Linked DNA regions of Homo sapiens: region 1 is linked to region 2. The links are chromatin contacts, found by Hi-C in ENCODE. All regions are on one chromosome and are shown on one strand. Each heading gives the region's core, a stretch centred on a gene start or an enhancer-like site at or near the end of the contact. The rest is flanking DNA. Distances are from core to core; before and after follow the strand shown.

Region 1 (2,800 bases), core at 193-2,692, 1.3 Mb after region 2:
TGGCTCGGTTTAGCTGGTGGGGAGCAGTCCACATCACACCCCGGGGAGCTGGGCGGTGGCAGGACTTTACCAGAACTCTCTCCTTCCCATTTCTCCACGCACCACACCACTGGAGGCGCTCTCCCTTCACTGCGGTTGGGTCAATGTGGACGTTTTCCACTCGGCCAGCTCCCCACGAGCACAGGAGGAGGGGGAGGGGAAGCGCAAAGGGGCCACCCACGCCAGCCAGGAGGTGAGGAGGGAGCCCGGGGCAGAATGCAGGCCAACAGACCCGCAGCAAAACTGCACCTTTTCCAAAGGAGCAACCCAGACGGGTAGACAAAAGCACCTCCTAAAAATATCTGGGTGCCAAGGCCTTTCCTTCCTCACCTCGAAGCCCAACCAACCCGATAAATCCACAACCCTGGCTCTCGGGTATATACCCGGCTCCTACTACGGGTGGGTGCCTAACTTCCGAGAATCCGTACGCTGGGCATCACACAGGGTGAAAGTGGGAGCCGGGAGCGGTGCACGTGTTCCCCGAAACCAAGACGGACAATAAGAACAAACCCGGGCTCCAAGGGCCGCCCCACCCTTCTCCCCGCGCTTCCAACCAGACGGGGCGCCATCGCCCCGAAGTCCGCAGACAAAGCGCCCTCGGGGCGGAGAGGAGGGACCAGCCCAAAGCATCTGGGGCTGCACACAAAAGAGGGAGGGGCGCGAGGGGCGGCGCGAAGCGAGAGGTCGCGGCACTCACCCACTGAGCCCGAGGAGCCCCTGCGCTTGGGCGCGGCCGGGGTGGAGGGGGGCGCGGCGGGAGCCGGGGCTGGCGGGGTCCACACGGGCTCTGCCTGGGGGCTCACGCTGGCCGGGGGAGGAGGGGGAGGCCGGGCCGGAGGCTCGTCGTCCTCAGGGAGCTTGGAGGGCGAGACTGCGGCAGCAGACAGCGGGGATGGCGCGGGCACGGTCGACGACACCGGGCTCGGGTCCCAAGACGGCTGCCGCTCCGGGGCGACGGGGGGAGCGGCCGGCAGGGGTCCCCGGGGCGCCGGCGGCACGAAGTCATTTCCGAAGTCCATCAGGGGCGCGCCGGCGGCAGGGGCGGTGGGCACTGGGGCCGCGGACAGCCCGGCGGCGGGCTTCCTCTCCAGCACCTCCAGCTCCTCCAGGTCTTCGTCCTCGTCCTCCTCTTCCTCCTCCTCTTCTTCCTCCTCGTCCTCGGGCTCCCTCACGAACTGGTACTTGAACGCGGGCTGCGGCCGGGGTGGGCTGTCCGAGGACGAGACCAGAGGAGACTGGTCCAGGTCTTCCATGGCTGGAGGGTGGAGATGATGCTGCAGCTGCTGCCGCCGCCGCCGGGGCCGCGTCTCAGAGCCGCGGGCGGTTGTGGGGGTTGGGGAGGACTGAGAGGGGCTGGGCCGACTGAGCCGAGGGACCTACTGTGGTGACGGCTCCCGGAACAATGAGACTGCTCCTCCTGCCTCCGCGCCGGTGATGCGCCACCCGCCCTGTCCCCACTTGCCGCCGCCGCCCAGATGAGCTAGGAGTGAGGCCAGCGGACTCTCCGCCCAGTTTGGCGTGACTCACCCTCCCCAGGGGAGGGCAGGGACTGGCGCGGGAGGGAGAGAGCCAATCGGCTACAGGATCGAGAAGATAGGCGACCAGCCGGGCCAACAGAAAGGGAAGGAGATGAAAGTGGGTGGGGACTACGGCACTTCCTCTCTCTTACCGGCTGGGATTGCGTTCAATGGGCGGGGCTGAGAGCTGGGAGCTCCACCCCCACTTTGGGTAACCGTGAGTTGGGGTGGGGTCTTGGCCTTGCCCGCAGCTGGCGTCCGTATGTCGTTAGAGCACTGGGAAAGGGGGCGGGCTGCTGGCTGGGAGGGGTCGGCGCGGTTTCTGGCGCGCCACCGGAAGGGCGTTATCCTGGGGGAACTGAGAGTGGAAACTTTCCTCCCGGGAAAGGAAGAAACCCGACTGGAGAAAGGTATTAGCGGGACTGGGAAGTGGGCCCTAAGGATTTTTAAAGATTTTTGAAATAAAAGATTATTTGTTCACTCAAAGTTCCAAACTACATCACTACTACTACCACCCTAAAATAAGAAAAAAATTGTTTTTTGACAGTTAGGCTCACTCAGTCTAAACCGCAGCCCCCGAAATTGGGAGGAAAACAGCTGTGCTGAATTAACTAGGGATCTGGGGCCGACCATTTGAAAGTCTGCTCTTCTTCCAAAGAGAGTTTGGGGCCTTGCCTGCTGGACTCTTACATGGTAAGAGAGTGAGTCACCCAAAGAGAGAGGCAGCGGGGAGACAGGAAAGTGGAAATACAAAGATGCCTTGGAAAGCTAATTTGGTTCACGTTACATTTCAGTCACCTTAGGTTCATGAGTCAACATTTCGGATGATTCAGGCTTTCTGGGAGTCAGGAAGCCCCATAGTCATTGGTTTGATATGCAGGAATAAGCATGATCCCCATTCCACTTTTTATGAGGCTGGAGAGTTTAAAGAGAGTAGTTGCAGAACATCTTTGTAAGAATCAGGATCCTTTTATCTTTCTGATTTACCTTTCAAAAATATTCACTGCATGCCTACTCTGGAGGCCCTGGAGAGAAGAGGATAACCTGCTTTCAAGTTGCTCAAAGTCTAAATCTGTGCTGTACCTGACAGGTACTGGCTACTTGTGGCTACTGATTGAACACTCGGAATGTATGTAGCTAGGCTGAAATTAGATGTGCTGTAAGTGTAAAATGCGCACTGGATTTCAAGAATTAGTACCTCCGAAATGTAAAATATCTCAGCTTTCCTGTTGACTGAATGTTGA
Region 2 (2,734 bases), core at 96-2,595:
TATTAGGAGAATGCCCTTATTCTTTTTTTTTAGGGAACTTGTTCTAGGATGAATGTCCTTATTCTTATGAGACACATGTAGAGTATGTGGCAGTAAAATGTCATAACACAAGCAACTTCAAATGTTCTCCATTTAAAAGTATAAATAAAGTAAAAAGGAAGTACAGCAACTGTGCAAAATGGTAATTACTGGATCTAGATGAAAGGTATTGGTCATTACACTCTTTTTATCTGAGTTTTCTGTGTATTCAAAATTTTTCAAAAAAGAAGGGTTAGCAACCATATCAGGCAATTTGAAACCACAACTTAGAGAAAATAGGAAAAGACTTGCTTTTTTTTTTGTTTGTTTGTCTGGTAGCAGCTTCCTGCTGATTTCTTTATAAGAAAACAAATAATACCCCTTGAATCTGAGTGTTTTAGCATTCAAGATCATGGTATAAAAATCTTCAAGAAAGAACAATCACTTGGTAAGGTTTCTGTTTTCACACACAGAGACACAGCCATGATAGTCCAAGCGAATTTCCTAAACAATATTTTGCAGCAAGAGCTCTAATGAGCAGATCTTCAAAAAATTTTAGGATCCTTGACCCCTTGGAGAAACTCATGAAAGCTGTAGTTTCCCCCTAGAAAAGTGTACACCCCAAATTTTGTATACAAATTCAGGTTCCCCAGCTCGTTTCCAAAGCCTTTACAGGGGCCCCAAGTTAAGAACATTTGCCTGCTCTTTTGTGAACAAGCCAATGATAATACTAAAGATGAATAAATTTGTGTAAAATTTAAATATATAAACAATTCCCATTGAAATGACAGCTACTCTTTCACAAGCGTAAACTTCTATTGTAAACTTTCTGCTTTTATTTGAAAGGCAAAAGACTTTTTTTTCAGGACATAAAATCAAATATGAATTACATTCCTCTGGCTGCTGTTATATAGGCAAAAATCTAATTTCCAAAGCAGAACAAAACGTGTTTCTAGGTGCTTTGCTACCTGCGGTGCTGGTACACCGCCTCCGTATCTGGACACGAGTGACGACTCCTGCTCTTTTCTCCTTCCTCGGCCCCGTTAGAAATAAGCCCAGTTCCAATTTCAGAGCCAAATAGCTCCAAAAAGCATTGTGGGTATTGTAGTTTTCTGCACACGGGCACTAAAGGTAGGTTAGGGTGATTTACGGATGCTGCAAAAGAATCCATTGCTTACTACACCGAAGGTCAATGCCTCTTGACACCCTAATCAAGGAAATAAAATAAAGCTGACTGAGATCCGCTCGGAAAATCTTTCTGGATCTAAACTCCCAGTGCGCTTTGCGCCCCAAGTGGCCATCGCGCCTGCGCCCCGCGCGGCCGGTTACTCGCTTACCGGAGGCTTCAGTCCCCGGCGGCGCGGCGACAGCTAGGGTTCACGGCCACTGGGGCAGAGGAGCCGCGAGAAGATGTGGGTTTTTGGTTACGGGTCCCTGATCTGGAAGGTGGATTTCCCCTATCAGGACAAGCTGGTCGGATACATCACCAACTACAGCAGGCGCTTCTGGCAGGGCAGCACGGACCACCGCGGGGTCCCCGGCAAGGTGAGGCGCCGGTCAGCTCCCCACACTTACTGCCCCCTGACCCCTGCTCCCCAACTCCACACACAGCACCCACACCCTAGAGAACCACACCTTAGCGCTTCATGGGGCCAAAGCACATGGCTTGGGGTAACATTTCTGTAGATTTTCCCTGCCACCTGCCCGCCATCTCTAACCCAGCCCGGGCACTCCTTCCGAAGCTGCTTAAGATGCCGGTGGTTAGTCTCTAGAGACGGCGAGAAGCGCGGGCACAGGCGCACGAGCTCGCACCAGGCTGAGTGCGGAGATGGGGACTCCATCTCTCTGCAACCTCTGCCAAAAGAAAAAAAGTCCCATTGGCGGGAAGATGAATGCTCATGTCACCACAGAGTTGAAATAGTAAATCAAGTTGCAAATTCAGCTTTTTAGCAATTAAATTTGTTGGCATTTCTGCATTCTAGCCGACTTTCATGAGCTTGCGATTAAACGTGCATGTTACTTCTAGGATTTCTTTACATCTTTCAAAAGTTTTATTTTCTGACACACAGGATTGCAGAATGAGTTTCCAAAATTTTCGCTGGTTATTAAGGAACTCACTTTGGTTTTCAGTACTAGTGAAGTTAAATGAAGTTCTGGTTATATGAATAACATAGTACCAAACTCATTACTATATCCAGCATTATTTTAATGTTACTTTCTTGATGGTTCTCATAATTATAATATGAAATGTAAGTTCATTGATTCACTTTTCAGTCAGTCCTACAAAGACATTAATCTCAATATATGTATAGAGAATTAGCAGCAGCTCACTGCTTATGCAAATCAGCTTTGTACTGGCTACAAAACAACTAATCCATAAAGAAAACTAAGATTGAGGTAACTAATAATTTGGAAATTGGTCAATGGAAAGTGGAAAAGATCAAGGCGCTAAAGTAGTTTGCACCTGCTCATAAGAGAGACATGGGATTAAAATCACGAAAAGAACCTGAATTAGAAACCATTCTATCTCAACTAGAGTTGGTCAGTTAAGAACTTGGCTTTTAAGTAGACTATACTGGCCTATTGGGATGTTGGACACAGTGACCTGAAAAGGGGCAATGGCTTAGGATAAATGCACATTTACAGATCAACAGAAATGTCATGGCCAAAGTATCTCCAAGAATGTTCTAGAACAATATTCAAGACATTAAAGAAC

Evidence for each region. A loop is a pair of places that touch in the nucleus more often than their neighbours do. Pooled maps may share reads with other maps.
Region 1: a loop to region 2 is called in a map of CD8-positive, alpha-beta T cell, with 3 times the contacts of the local background. The contact joins the promoter of RTN4 here to the promoter of CHAC2 in region 2. A Hi-C loop is called at or near these places in 2 of 168 maps with a recorded cell type or tissue (CD8-positive, alpha-beta T cell and naive thymus-derived CD4-positive, alpha-beta T cell), 2 of 37 single-sample maps with no recorded cell type and 12 of 50 pooled maps.

Annotation. Positions count from the first base shown.
Region 1 is chr2:55,049,009-55,051,808 of GRCh38, forward strand. It overlaps RTN4 (reticulon 4), which reads right to left and starts at 1,443. Exons shown (of 9, transcript NM_020532.5): 1 at 737-1,443. The coding sequence starts at 1,292. RefSeq lists enhancers at 449-1,261, 1,224-1,273 and silencers at 764-883, 1,024-1,083.
Region 2 is chr2:53,766,459-53,769,192 of GRCh38, forward strand. CHAC2 (ChaC glutathione specific gamma-glutamylcyclotransferase 2) reads left to right here and starts at 1,346. Exons shown (of 3, transcript NM_001008708.4): 1 at 1,346-1,563. The coding sequence starts at 1,429. All of the region lies in intron 1 of ASB3 (ankyrin repeat and SOCS box containing 3), which reads right to left. All of the region lies in intron 1 of GPR75-ASB3 (GPR75-ASB3 readthrough), which reads right to left. RefSeq lists enhancers at 1,318-1,667, 1,688-1,877.